Regions from separate parts of the Homo sapiens genome. Here region 2 is linked to region 1. Evidence: chromatin contacts called from ENCODE Hi-C or POLR2A ChIA-PET data. All regions are on one chromosome and are shown on one strand. The core of a region is the stretch at or near the end of the contact, and the rest is flanking DNA. Distances in the headings are between cores, read along the strand shown. Region 1 overlaps DNAH17 (dynein axonemal heavy chain 17). Region 2 overlaps CYTH1 (cytohesin 1).

What was found. A loop is a pair of places that touch in the nucleus more often than their neighbours do. ChIA-PET counts read pairs that join two places held with the same protein, here RNA polymerase II (POLR2A).
Region 2: a loop to region 1 is called in a map of PC-3, with 8 times the contacts of the local background. The contact joins two enhancer-like sites. A Hi-C loop is called at or near these places in 1 of 168 maps with a recorded cell type or tissue (PC-3). POLR2A ChIA-PET finds 5 or more read pairs at or near these places in 3 of 52 experiments (A549, AG04449 and BJ).

What each region holds. Positions count from the first base shown.
Region 1 is chr17:78,532,846-78,538,997 of GRCh38, forward strand. DNAH17 (dynein axonemal heavy chain 17) reads right to left here. Exons shown (of 81, transcript NM_173628.4): 19 at 4,454-4,636. It also overlaps the pseudogene RN7SL454P. Among named protein-coding and RNA genes, the nearest start is that of DNAH17, 41 kb to the right of the region's middle. RefSeq lists an enhancer at 1-722. Within about 2 kb of position 2,891, at least 6 of the 41 ENCODE cell types and tissues checked have a DNase peak (open chromatin) inside an H3K27ac peak, as active enhancers do; they include PC-3, where a contact is called at or near this core.
Region 2 is chr17:78,676,872-78,683,198 of GRCh38, forward strand. CYTH1 (cytohesin 1) reads right to left here. Exons shown (of 14, transcript NM_004762.6): 12 at 4,100-4,171; 13 at 3,319-3,473. Among named protein-coding and RNA genes, the nearest start is that of SCAT1, 48 kb to the left of the region's middle. RefSeq lists an enhancer at 1-331. Within about 2 kb of position 4,225, at least 6 of the 41 ENCODE cell types and tissues checked have a DNase peak (open chromatin) inside an H3K27ac peak, as active enhancers do; they include PC-3, where a contact is called at or near this core.

The sequences.
Region 1 (6,152 bases), core at 1,641-4,140:
CAATCTCTCATGATGACCTGCTCTTTTTCCAGCCTGGGCCGATCACCCCTCTTTAGGCAACCTGGTGGTCCCCCACTCCTGGGAGGTCACCATACTGATGCCAAACTTAGTGGATAGCACACTACAGCCCAGAACTCCTGGGCTCAAGCGATCCTCCTGCCTCAGCCTCCCAAGTAGCTGGGACCACAGGCACGTGCCACTGTGCCTGGCCCAAGCTCTCACCACGGGAAATAGGAACCTTTGCCGATTTGCAATATTCTGCCATGGGAAGGTATGCCAAGTGTGACGTTTGTCTGGGGAACCCCGAGATGACTCACACATTGATTCATTCATTCGATAGCTCGCTCTCACTGCGTACCACATGCTGGGATAGATACTGGGGCACAGGCAGGGAGTGTACAGCCCAGGAATGGGGTCTGACATTCATCAAAGAATCACAGAAAAAAGCATCTCCACCCTCCCCCTTGCTTCAGGTGAAATGGGGAGCAGGTCAGGGAATGGCCCCGAGGAAATGGCCATTGGTCTGAGAGCTGATGGATGGGTAGACAAGGAGCAAGAGAAGCGGCTTTCCTGGCAACAGCAAAGCACGTGCAAAGGCCCCGTGGTGGGAGGAGGCAGCGTGTTAGGGGAACTAAAGGAAGTCTACTGTCGGTGGCTAGAGCAGAGAGCACGAGAGGCCAGTGCTATACGGATCTTTTTAGTTGCCAGTGACAGAAAACCCAACCCAAACTGGTTAAGCAAAGAGAGAACTCGTTGGCTTATATACAGGACTGGAGAATCCCAAGGTGGTCGGTGTGTGTATTAATCACATTTTTATTGTCTGCATCTTATGAAATTTTGACATCTTATTTCTTTTTGAGACAGAGTTTCGGTCTGTCACCCAGGCCGGAGTGCAGTGGCCCGATCTCAGCTCACTACACCCTCTGCCTCCCAGGTTCAAGTGATTCTCCTGCCTCAGCCTCCCAAATAGCTGGGATTACAGGCTCCCACCACCATGCCTGGCTAATTTTTTGCATTTTTATTAGAGGCGGGGTTTCACCGTGTTGGTCAGGCTGGTCTCAAACTCCTGACCTCAGGTGATCCACCTGCCTCAGCCTCCCAAAGTGTTGGGATTACAGGCGTGAGCCAATGCGCCCAGCCCAATTTTGACATCTTAAAAAAATAAAATAAAAAAACCTTATGGGCCAGGAAGAGCCGGCCTTTCCCAGGGCTAGGCAATTCTTTGAGATAGCAAAAGGCTCATCTGGGGGCATGCATATGCAAACCAGCCGACCCTCAACCACTCCCCTTTACCCAACTCTCACACCAAGCCAGTATTTCCCCTGCCCTAAATCACCCAGGGTCAGGTACCAGACAACTGAAGACAGCCTATAGCCCAGAGCCCACATGACAGCTGCAGAGAGGCCCCATCGGGACCCAGATGTGCATGGAGATCTTGTCTGTGCAGGGGACCTCGTTGGTAAGGGGTGGCACGAGGAAACGGTGTAATTGAGGAGGTGAAGTCAGTGGGGCTGGGATGGAAGGGGAAGGTTGGCCCTAGGGCTGGGCCGGGCCACCCTGCATGTAAGTTGTGGATGGAAAGAAGCCACAGGGGAGAGAAACCTGAAGCTCCTCGTGGCTGCAGGAAAGCATTTGGTGTGTGCTTCAGAATTCAGCCATGGGCTCGCCTGTGCCTGACATTTGGCTCCCACCCCTCCTCATGGCCCCTCTTTCTGCTCAGGGTTGGGAGTGCAGTGTTCAGAGCACAGGCAGGTGCTTCTGGATTTCAGTGTTGTAACTTCCAGGCATCTACCTGCTCCAGCTGAGATTGTCCCCTGCAGTCCTTTGGATCTCCCCAGGTGGGATCCAAGTTCCAGTTGGGCTGGGCTGGTGGCAGCCTGGCATACCAGAGGCAGGTGAGACCTGCTGCCTGGGGTCTCTGCCCCTTGCTGGTGTCCCCTGTGGGCAGCTCAGCTCTCTAAATCCCTGTGGCAGCCTGGGGCCCACATTCTATCTCCTCCTTGTCCTGACCCAACTCCTCTGGGTTGGCCACCCTGGTACCCATGGGAAGCATCCCTTGGGTACTCTCTGCCACCAAGCTAGGGTACTTGGGTCTCTGGGAAGTGGCCCTGGGACCCAGCAGTCTAGATGCCTGACTCTCTCATTGTCTTCCACAGCTTGGCACCAGGTAAGACTCTGCTAGACCAGCAGGCTTTCGAGGGACCCTTCTCCTGGGCAACAGGCCCTTCAGCTCTGGAATGTTCTGCCTGAGCGTCCCAGGGTGTCTGCAAGGCAGCCTGAGTGTTTGTGCTGGCAGAGCCCAGGGGTGGAGCAGCTCTGTCTGCAGCAACCGTGGGTGCCCAAGAGCAGCCTGCTTTGGGGACAGTGGGAGGGGCACACCCGGGACACACTGATTCTGAGGACATGTGCTAACCTAGCGTCTGCATAACTGGGGCAAATTCTATTCTCAACTCTGGAACAGCTTGCTGCTTGCACTTGGGCCTAAAATCACAGCCATCTTCTCAGCATGGAAACCTCCTCCCACCCTTCCAGAATCCGCTCACACGCCCACTCCTCTCAGGAGCTGTCCTTGACCTTCTCAGGTCATTAGCTGTTCCCTCGTGTCCTCATGTCACCTCTGTACAAGCATGCCTCCCCACCACACATGCAAATACGCACACGGGCACATATGCATCCAAGCACACGCGTACACACACGAGCACACGCACATCCCTCCCTCCTGGACAGGACAGCTCATCTCGCTGTAAATATATGTTATGACAAATCATACGTGTCCATTATTTTACAATTCAAACAACGCAGAAATGCATGAGAGGAAACGCCTGCAGCCACATCCCTCTCCCCTCCCCTCCTTCCTCCCTTCCTGGTAAGCACTCACCCAGATTTTTGCTTGTTTAAGCAAATGAAACCATATTCTAAACATTGTTCTGTAACTTGATAAATGTCTAATAACCTGTCACAACACCTTTCCATCCTTGGCTCATTGTGACAATTCACAGAATCTGGGTTTGGGCCAGAATTGGTCAAGCCACTCCCCTCTTCCACAAACATTTAGGTCACTTAAGTCTTTTCAGATTTTTTTTTATTGCTATACAAATAGGTGCTTTGACAAACACACCACCTCAAACCTCCCTTAAGCGGGGAGCTGAATTTCCCATGACTTTTGTTGTCCTTCCTACCCCAGAGCCTGGCCAGGCTCTCCGTGTGTCTTGTTTGATGCGTTTAGACGAGATGATTTCAGAAGGCAGTGGGAGGCACATTTGTCAAATTGCCTGAGTACTGGGAGAATCAGTGTTTACATTACAGGACTGAGGCCGGGCACGGTGGCTCACACCTGTAATCCCAGCACTTTGGGAGGCCAAGGCGGGTGGATCACAAGGTCGGGAGATTGAGACCATCCTGGCCAACATGGTGAAACCCCGTCTCTACTAAAAATATATAAAAAAAAAGAAAAATTAGCCAGGCATGGTGGCATGCACCTGTAGTCCCAGCTACTCAGGAGGCTGAGGCAGGAGAATCGCTTGAACCCAGGAGGCGGAGGTTGCAGTCAGCTGAGATTATGCTACTGCACTCCAGCCTGGGCAACAGAGCAAGACTCTGTCTCAAAAAATAAAAAAATTAAGAAGTTTAAGACCACTCTGGGCAACAACATGGCAAAACCCCATCTCTACAAAAAAATACATCACCAAGCTGGGCTTGGTGATGCATGCTCGTAATCCCAGCTACTTGGGAGACTGAGGCGGGAGGATCAATTGGGCCCGGGAGGCAGAGGCTGCAGTCAGCCGAGATTGAACCACTGCACTCCAGCCTGGGTGACAGAGTGAGACCTTGTCTCAAAAAAATTACAGGACTGAGTGAACAGTCAGGAAGTTGGGAAAGGTTACCCTCTTGGCATCGTGTCGGGGGGTTGGAAGGATGATGAGGGAATGAAACCCAGGCAGGTTGACTGAGAAGAAGCTGCTTTGGGAAGGACGACAGATGTGGGAGTGGGGAGAGAAGTGGCCATGTCATCCTAGAGGTCACACGATGTCATTTAAAAGGTAAGCAGGGCCGGGCGCGGTGGCTCACGCCTATAATCCCAGCACTTTGGGAGGCCGAGGCGGGTGGATCATGAGTTCAGGAGATCCAGACCATCCTGGCTAACACGGTTAAACCCAGTCTCTACTAAAAAAAAATAAAAAAATTAGCCGGGTGTGGTGGCGGGTGCCTGTAATCCCAGCTACTCGGGACGCTGAGGCAGGAGAATGGCTTGAACCCAGGAGGCGGAGGTTGCAGTGAGCCAAGATCGCGCCACTGCACTCCAGCCTGGGCGACAGAGTGAGATTCCGTCTCAAAAAAAAAAAAAGAAAAAAAGAAAAGGTAAACGGCGAAGCCTTGCCGAGTTAGGGCGGCAACACCAAATGGGGAAAGCAATGGATGACCCTGTGTACGGCCAGAAGAGGCCAGGACTGACCTTGTAGTTCATCCTGTCCTTGGCCAGCCGAGGGATGAGCCTGGCTACGTTGTAGATGTCGTTGACCAGGCCCTCGATCAGTGCCAGGAAGCCGCGATCTGAGCCCACCTCCAGGGTCGGGTTGAAGGTCAGCCCATCCTCGTCCAGCTCCATGCGGATCTCAAACAGGGGAGCGATACTCTCCTGAAAGAGGGGTGGGGTTGGCAGTGGTCAACACCTCTGTCCTCCATCGGATGATTCTCAGTGCCCTGATCATCCACTCCGTACCATCAATGTGTCACTGCCTTCCACTTATCTGGGAAGCTTCTGAGAGCTCGTGTCTCAGCGCACCCCGCTCCTTGAGCAATCGCTACAGAGCCAAATGTACAGCCACAAGGCCAAAAGCAGGCAGGGGCAGGTTGGGGCAAGGGGAGGGGCAGGATCAGGTAGAACTCAGACCTCGGTTCAAAGCCCACACCTGCTACTTGCCAGCTCTGAGGCCTTGGGGAGTCACTTAACTCCCAGTTTCCCCAAATATATAAAATGAGGCTAAATATTTTATAGAATGGAGACATTGTTGGCTAGGCGCAGTGGCTCATGCCTGTAATCCCAGCACTTTGGGAGGCCAAGGCGGGTGGATCACCTGAGGTCAGGAGTTTGAGACCAGCCTGGCCCACATGGCGAAGCCCCGTCTCTACTAAAAATACAAAATAATTAGCTGGGCCTGGTGGTGGGTGTCTGGAACCCCAGCTACTCGGGAGGCTGAGGCAGGAAATCGCTTGAACCCAAGAGGCGGAGGTTGCAATGAGCTGAGATTGTGCCATTGCACTCCAGCCTGGGCAAGAGCAAAACTCTGTCTCCAAAAAAAAAAAAAAAAAAAAAAAAAGAATGGAGACATTGTTTCCATTGTTCTGGGTTACTACAGGGGCTAAATGAATCACTGACACACAAAGCAGGTACTGCAGGGGCTGGCCAAGCCTGCCTGTCCCTCTCCCTTGGAAGTCCCCGTTTACAGAGTTCTGGAGGCCCCTGTGAGGCTGCAGGGCTGCAGGTGCTGCTCTGGTTTACAGTGATGGGATTGAGAACCCAAGTGCTCTTCCTGCCAAACTAACGATTCTCAAAATGTGGGCCAGGATCCACCAGGCTGTGAGATCACACTGTGGCCACTGATCTCCCCCTGAATGAGTCCCCATTGGACCTGTGGGTTATGAGCTTTTGAGCCCCCCAATTTGTCTATGAGCAGGAGGGGGCTGTATCAGTATCTGAGTGAGGTGCTAATTGGGACAAACGGTCAATTGTGTGACCAGACTTCTCTAAAGACTCAGGTCGGCTCCTGCCCCCAGGCTACTCACAAAGTAGGAGGACTCCCTGGAACTCTTTGAGGAGAACCCTTTGTTACTGGGACTTCTTTATGGTTTTTGTTGAGACGCTTTCACTGGGACAGTCTGTAGTGACGAGTACTTTCGTCAACTGAATTTTGGGTCTGTGACTGGTTACCAGCTGGCATCTGAGACCCATATGCCAGACTCAAACACCATCCACCCTCCCTGGTCGGTACAAGGGCACGACACTGCCACGTTCCTTTGTTGTTGGTAGCCTGGGGGAGCCTTTGATCTTGGCCTCCTGGCGGTACTCAAAATCATTTAGAAACCATCTCAACAAAAAAGATGCAGGGCTGGGCACAGTGGTTCACGCCTGTAATCCCAGCACTTTGGGAGGC
Region 2 (6,327 bases), core at 2,975-5,474, 150 kb after region 1:
TTTCAAGCAACTTATGGTCTAAAAGTCCTGACACTTAATTTCTTTCCAGGGAAGCTGTATCCTAAGTGATGATTTGTTCCAGAGCTCGGGCACAAGCCTCCTGACTGCAGGCAGGGCACTCACCCCTGCTGAACGGTGGCACCAGCAGCTGCTATGGCTCTCCTGGGCTGACCTGGAACCTATTCACAAGAGACAGTGTGTCCATGAGAAAATGCTTCCGCAGCTCCCCGGGGAATGCTAGGAACTGAAGAGCACTAGAAACATGTCCCGATGGGATCTCACTGGGAAGCGGTCTGACCACCTGAAGTGCTTTCACGAGGGAATCTGGCGGCCGGGACACCTGCTTTCATGTTTGGAGGTGTTGGGGTGAATCTCCCTTGGCTTCCTGGGTAGGCCAACCCTTTCGGGTAAGCTGGGGGGTTCTGCAGAGAGGTGCGTGTGGCACTGCCCTGTGTGCAGAGGCAGAGTGTCAGGCGATGAGGGGGGCTGGGCTGCGGTCGGACACCAGGCCCCAGGCCCGGCCCTGCCTGGCCCTGCCTGCTGCTTCTCAACTCCCGCTTCCTCACATGCAAGCTGGAGATGCCCCACCTCCACCTCCCTGGGTTCCGGAGAGTCAAAAAGAGATCCCATATTCAAAGAGCACATCTCAGCGCCTAGCCGACACACTCGATGGCAGCCGCTGTTACCGCTGACACGCAGTTCTACTGCTGTACCTCTGGGTACAGCGTGAAGAAAGTCCCAGCATTAGAGAACACACCTGATTCTACAGAACCGAATGCTGGGACCACCCACACGCAGGGGCACTAGAACTGAGGGTGCTGGGAACTCCAGGAAAAGCACTTCGTGAGAGGAAAACACGTCCTGAACTTGACCTCGAAAGCCTTTCTGGCAATACTGGGGAGGAGGCATCCACCAGCCAGATCATCTTCCTGCTCCTGTTGTCACCAATGTTTCCACTGGGAGGAGTATCTAGGGCCAAGGACAGCTGAGGCTGCACGGTGGTTACCAGTGCAGCTGCATGAGTCACACTGCTCAGGTTTGAGGACCAGCTCCACCTCTGTGGGGTTTTGGACAACTTACTCAACTTTGCTGTGCCTCAGTGTCCCTCATCTGTGAAATGGGGATAATCCTAATGGTCCCACCTCGCACTGGGTGCAAGAAGGTTTGAGGACAGTGTGCCTGCAGAGTGCCAAAGGGGGTGTCTGCAGATCCCGAGGCTGAGGCCAGCCCGCTCCGGGACAGAGCAGAGGAGTCCAGCAAGCCCACAGGAGAACTTGGCACTCACGCTCATGAAAGGATTGAATGATTCTAAATGTGACTTTGAAAAATGCTTAGTTTTTCTGACTATAGAAGTAAAAACCATATGAAAGACACATGTACAAAACCAGCCAAAACTGTTTTGAAAGACCAGTGAGGGAGGACAGGGAACTCGCCAGCCAGCACAGTCAAAGGACACCACGATGCCACAGGGGGAGGGGCGGGCGGCGCTCACGCTGGGAGGCGCGGTGGAGCAACAGGTGCATGAAGCGTGGTGGGGGAGCTGGGTACACTCTAAGGAGAGCATATGAAGTCAGTGGGGGCGATGCCAATGAATCCATAAATGGTGTCCGGACCATCAGCTATTCATTCATGAGAACAAACTTAAACCCTTACTTCAAATCTTATATAAAAAATACATTTCATAATGATTCAATAAATTTTTTTTTCAGTATGTTAAAAAAAAGGATACCGGTCCCCCACAACACTGCTGTTTTCTTCCCCAGAACACAGGGCTGGTGCCATTACTGGTAGGGGACTCTGAAAACACCGTGGCACCGCGTCTGCTCAATGGAGGGTGGGCTGGCCCCCGCTCAGGGCCACACTTCCCATGATGGCTGTCATGCCAGGGAAGCTGCCAAACCCCATGCCCACTACACAATCTCATTTAATCCTCAAAAGAGCCCCATGAGGCAGAAATGACCTCTATCACACAGAAGAGGTAGGTTACCCACCTACCAGGCACTGCGCTCAGAGAGACAGAGCGAGGAGTCTCAGCGCAGCGTGACCTGGCGCCAAATCCATCCTCTCTCCAGCTGGTTCCTGTCTGTTTTCATTGCATGAATTTTCAGATTACTTTTGAGAGGATAAATCATCTATTCCTTTCCCTCCATCATCACATCATCTCCATCTTCAGTCAGTTTTAAGGTATTTAGCTTGGGCCAAAACCTACACTGGTCTGAGTAGAAATACCAAAAGATAAAACAAAGGCTAGAGGATATTGCACACCCTCGGGAACGGGGCTGTAGCCTGGGTGGGAGAAAGCCCGTCACACAGTACACAGAGGACTTACAGGGACCTTCGCAGTCACCTGTGGGCACATTCTCCCTGTCTTCCAGGTGAAGTCACACAGGCAGCTGAGGAGTCTTTCTCAGGAAAACAGCTAGGTGAACTCTCATGGATGAAGCACCAGGAGGGAGAGGGCAAGGCTGTGCTCTTAGGAGAAAGGATCACTGAGAGAAGGCAAAGTCAGAATGCTCACTGCTGACCCTCGCACAGGGACTGGAGGGAGGAGAAAGCATCACTGAGAGAAGGCAAAGTCAGAATGCTCACTGCTGACCCTCGCACAGGGACTGGAGGGAGAGCCAGGCAGACCAAGTCCCAGGGAAGAACATTAAGCAAGAGAAGCCAACTGACTTTAGAAAGCCATGTTTCCAGATACTTGTCACATGAGGAAATTTCCAGCCCCGTGATAGACCTTACATGGCGTGGCCCAGTGGAGCCAACAGAGCCGAGAGGTAGGAGTCAGAGGCCTGGACTTGGGAGCTCCACTTCTTAGCTGTGGAACCCTGAGGAAGCTTCTCCCTCCTCCCGGACCTTGGATCACGGTATGTGACTTCCAGCAAATTTCTTAACCTCTATGGGCCTCAGTTTCCTCATCTGTAGCTAGGAAAATGGTGTCTCACAGGATTCACAAATTACAGAACATGACTACTATCTCCTCTGAGCTGTCACTATGAGAATGAGAGCGGCTTCGTCAGACACAGAAAGACCAGTTGAGCAGATGGCATCTGTGTGGGTAGCTCACTCGCCTCTTCCTATTTTGGGTCTATGAGGACACGTGGGGAACCCAGATGGGACGTGCTCTCTTACATATGCTATAATAGCCAAGAATCCAAAGGCCTCCTGGGAAGCCGTCAGCTGGGAACCAGGACGAAGCTTCCCTAAGAACTTGGAGCACAGAAGAGATGCGGGCGGCATGTTTAACCACTAAGATGATCAACACCTGGTGAGGTGAGGGCTGCACCAGGCGCGCACTGCCCTTTCTCAGCAGTCACTTACTTAATGCACTTAATCCACTCCTCCTTCTCCTCGGGCGTCGGAGCTGAGATCCGGTAAACAGTGTGGTTCCCCTCCACCACCCGCCCGTCAGCCTCGGTCTTGCAGGCCTTGATAACTTGGTCTTTATTGTCGGGGATATAAAGCTCAAAGCAGTTCTGAGAATCAAAACAGAGAGGGAGAGAGTGGAGCAAAGGAAGCTGTTAACTGAGAAACATGCTGATTTCTTTCCCCAAAACCCCTTTCTTCTGACCTTCACAAAATACAAGGAATACATATTTTCCTGTGGAAAAGTGAAGCCTAGAAGCGGAATTCTAGAGACTGTAAATTGTATAGAAGTCAGTCTCGTTTGCAAACACACCGGCCTGATATAAGCTGGCCCCACTTGCAATGTACGTAAAATGCGGAGAGAACTGCAGGTGACTCACGACTTTAACTTCAAGCCAGTAACATCCTGACAGCCCAAAACAAAGGAAAACTAAACGGGAGGTGTCCCAAGGGTATAAACTACATAGCCCACTCCTGCGTGCTTGCCGCTGCCATTGCAGGAGGGGCAACTTCTACACCCCATGTGACATTCACTAAGTGAAACGATAAAGCAGACAGACGGCACAGGAAGAAGTGATTTCGAGTCTCATCTTTGGCTTGAACAATATAATAAAAAATTAGACTAAATAAAAGCCTGATCACGCTTTTCAGTTTTTTGGTTTTGAGTTTTTTAAAAAAAATCTTTGAAATGCCCATCCCCTTTCTCCCCTCAAAATATCTCAGCAAAAATACTCACTGGTTTTTTGGAGTCCTCCACTTCCCGGATACTCAGATTCTCTAAAGGGATGATTCCACGGGGCTCCTTATCCTACAGAACAGTTGAAGAGAGGAAGTTTAAGATCACAGTTTAAGGACACACACTGTCAGATTCCTCGCCGGTGACTCAGCCGAACTTTCCTGCTTTCTCCCAGGACATGAAGTTCATAAATCAGCCTGAGGGAACTCCTTACATTCTAAACAAGAATAACACCAAAAATGTCTGAGGATTGTCAATATAACTGCTAAGTCCTCCGCGAGTAGAAAGACCAGAAGATTCAACAGACACCGTGAGAGTGTGGCCGGCAGTGACCCGGGCACGGTCCTCAAGCAGGGAGTGTGCGGGCCCCTTTCCCTCTTCCCTTTGCCTGGCTCTCCCACTCACCTCTGAAGCCTCAGTTCTGGGGCAACAACTCCAGGAAGCCTTTCCTAGTTTCACCCTAGCGCCCCGATGCCTGGGACTGCAGCTGTGGGTCTGACCATTAACCACTCACTGCCTCTGTCCATCGCCCCACCGCCAGACAGTACAATCCTCAGAGACACTGCCATCCTGACAACTCCACCTGGATTTCCAAAGGCACCTTGACTCCTGTCCAGAACAGAGCTGCACCCGCCAACTAGTCCCATCTCATCTACAGAGGGCACGGCACCGCAGACACTTCCAGCACACGCCTGACGGCAGTTTCACAGTCCCCTGATATCCAGCCAACCCATGGCCAAGTCCTAGCACTGTTAAAGTCTTTATATTTGGCCAGGAGAATGGTGTGAACCCAGGAGACGGAGCCTGCAGTGGGCCCAGATAGCGCCACTGCACTCCAGCCTGGGTGACAGAGCAAGACTCTGTCTCAAAAAAAAAAAAAAAAAACCAACCAGTTCTATGAGTTCTCTAAAAGCGAAAAAGAGTCTTTCAGCCATTTCCCCATCCTGGCTAGCAACTATTTCCAACTTCTTCAAGCCAACCTGCTTGGTCTTTACCTCTGTATCTCACACATCTCCAAAATACCATATTAGAACTGCCTTTTGACTGCTTGATTTTAGATGTTATCTACAGAAGAGGACTGAGCTCCTCTTACCCGGGCATATTCATATTCCCCGTCCTCCTAAAATAACTATCTGGTCATCTGAGGTAGGGCTATACACAGTGTCTTCATTAACACCACGTTTCTCTTCCGACCTGTGCCATATAGTGAACTTCCTAATTTTTTCCTTCCTGAAAAGCTTCCTTCCCCACTGGAACCAAAATTATGGAGGGTGGAGAAGTGGGTTGTTCCTTTGATTTATATTTCTGTGACCTTACCACCAAAACCAATTGCAAATGGTTAACCTCTTATCAAAATCTCCTTGCTAATGCTAATTTGTATCAGGCATCCTATTAATTTTCATTTCTTGAAGTAATCCTTCCTGGAGCCTCTGAAACCTGTTCCAGTCTGGACTGGTTGCCTTGATACTCGGTAAACTGCTTCATCCTTAACCTCAGCACTCTCCATTCCAGAGCACTCTTCCCTCCTCTCTTGAAACAAGAGGTTTCAAGATCTCTGGTTTCCTACAGCCAAGGCCTTTGTCCTCCACCAGCATCCTGAGAAAGGGTGTGTGGGTGGTAACATTTCTGAAATCTCACTTGGCTAAGAATGTTTCTATTGGACCCTCACACCTGGCTGCTATCTGGCTGTGCCTAACAGTCTAGGCTGGACGTGACCCTCCTCCAAGACTGGGAAGCCCAGCATTCCTGCCTTCAGCATTCAATATCACCCTACACAAAGCTGTTCTGGTTGCTGGTGCTTTGCACACGACTGCCGTCCTCTGTGTCCTCAGTGTTCTGAGGCCCCCTAAGGAGGCAGCCTTGGCGTGCATTCATTTTCAGTCATCATGCAGGGTATTCAGTAAGCCTTCCAACCTGGAAACACATCCATCGTTTGGGGGAGGTTTAAAAAAATTATTTTGTCAAGGGTTACCCCCTCTTTGTTTTCTCAGCTTCTCTGGAACATGCTAGACCTCCTGGACTAGTTCTTCTTTGGAAAATAAAAGTCTTTCCTTTATTATTTTCCCTCTGCCTTTTTATTCTTTCTGGGAGATTTTCTTAATGCTTTTCTTCCAACTTTTCCATTGAGTTTTCACTTCTACCATGCTTTGAATTTCCAGGAGGATTTTTTTTTATTATTTTTGTTCCGTGGCTTCATACAGGATCCTGTTCTTGTTTCGCAGCTGTGA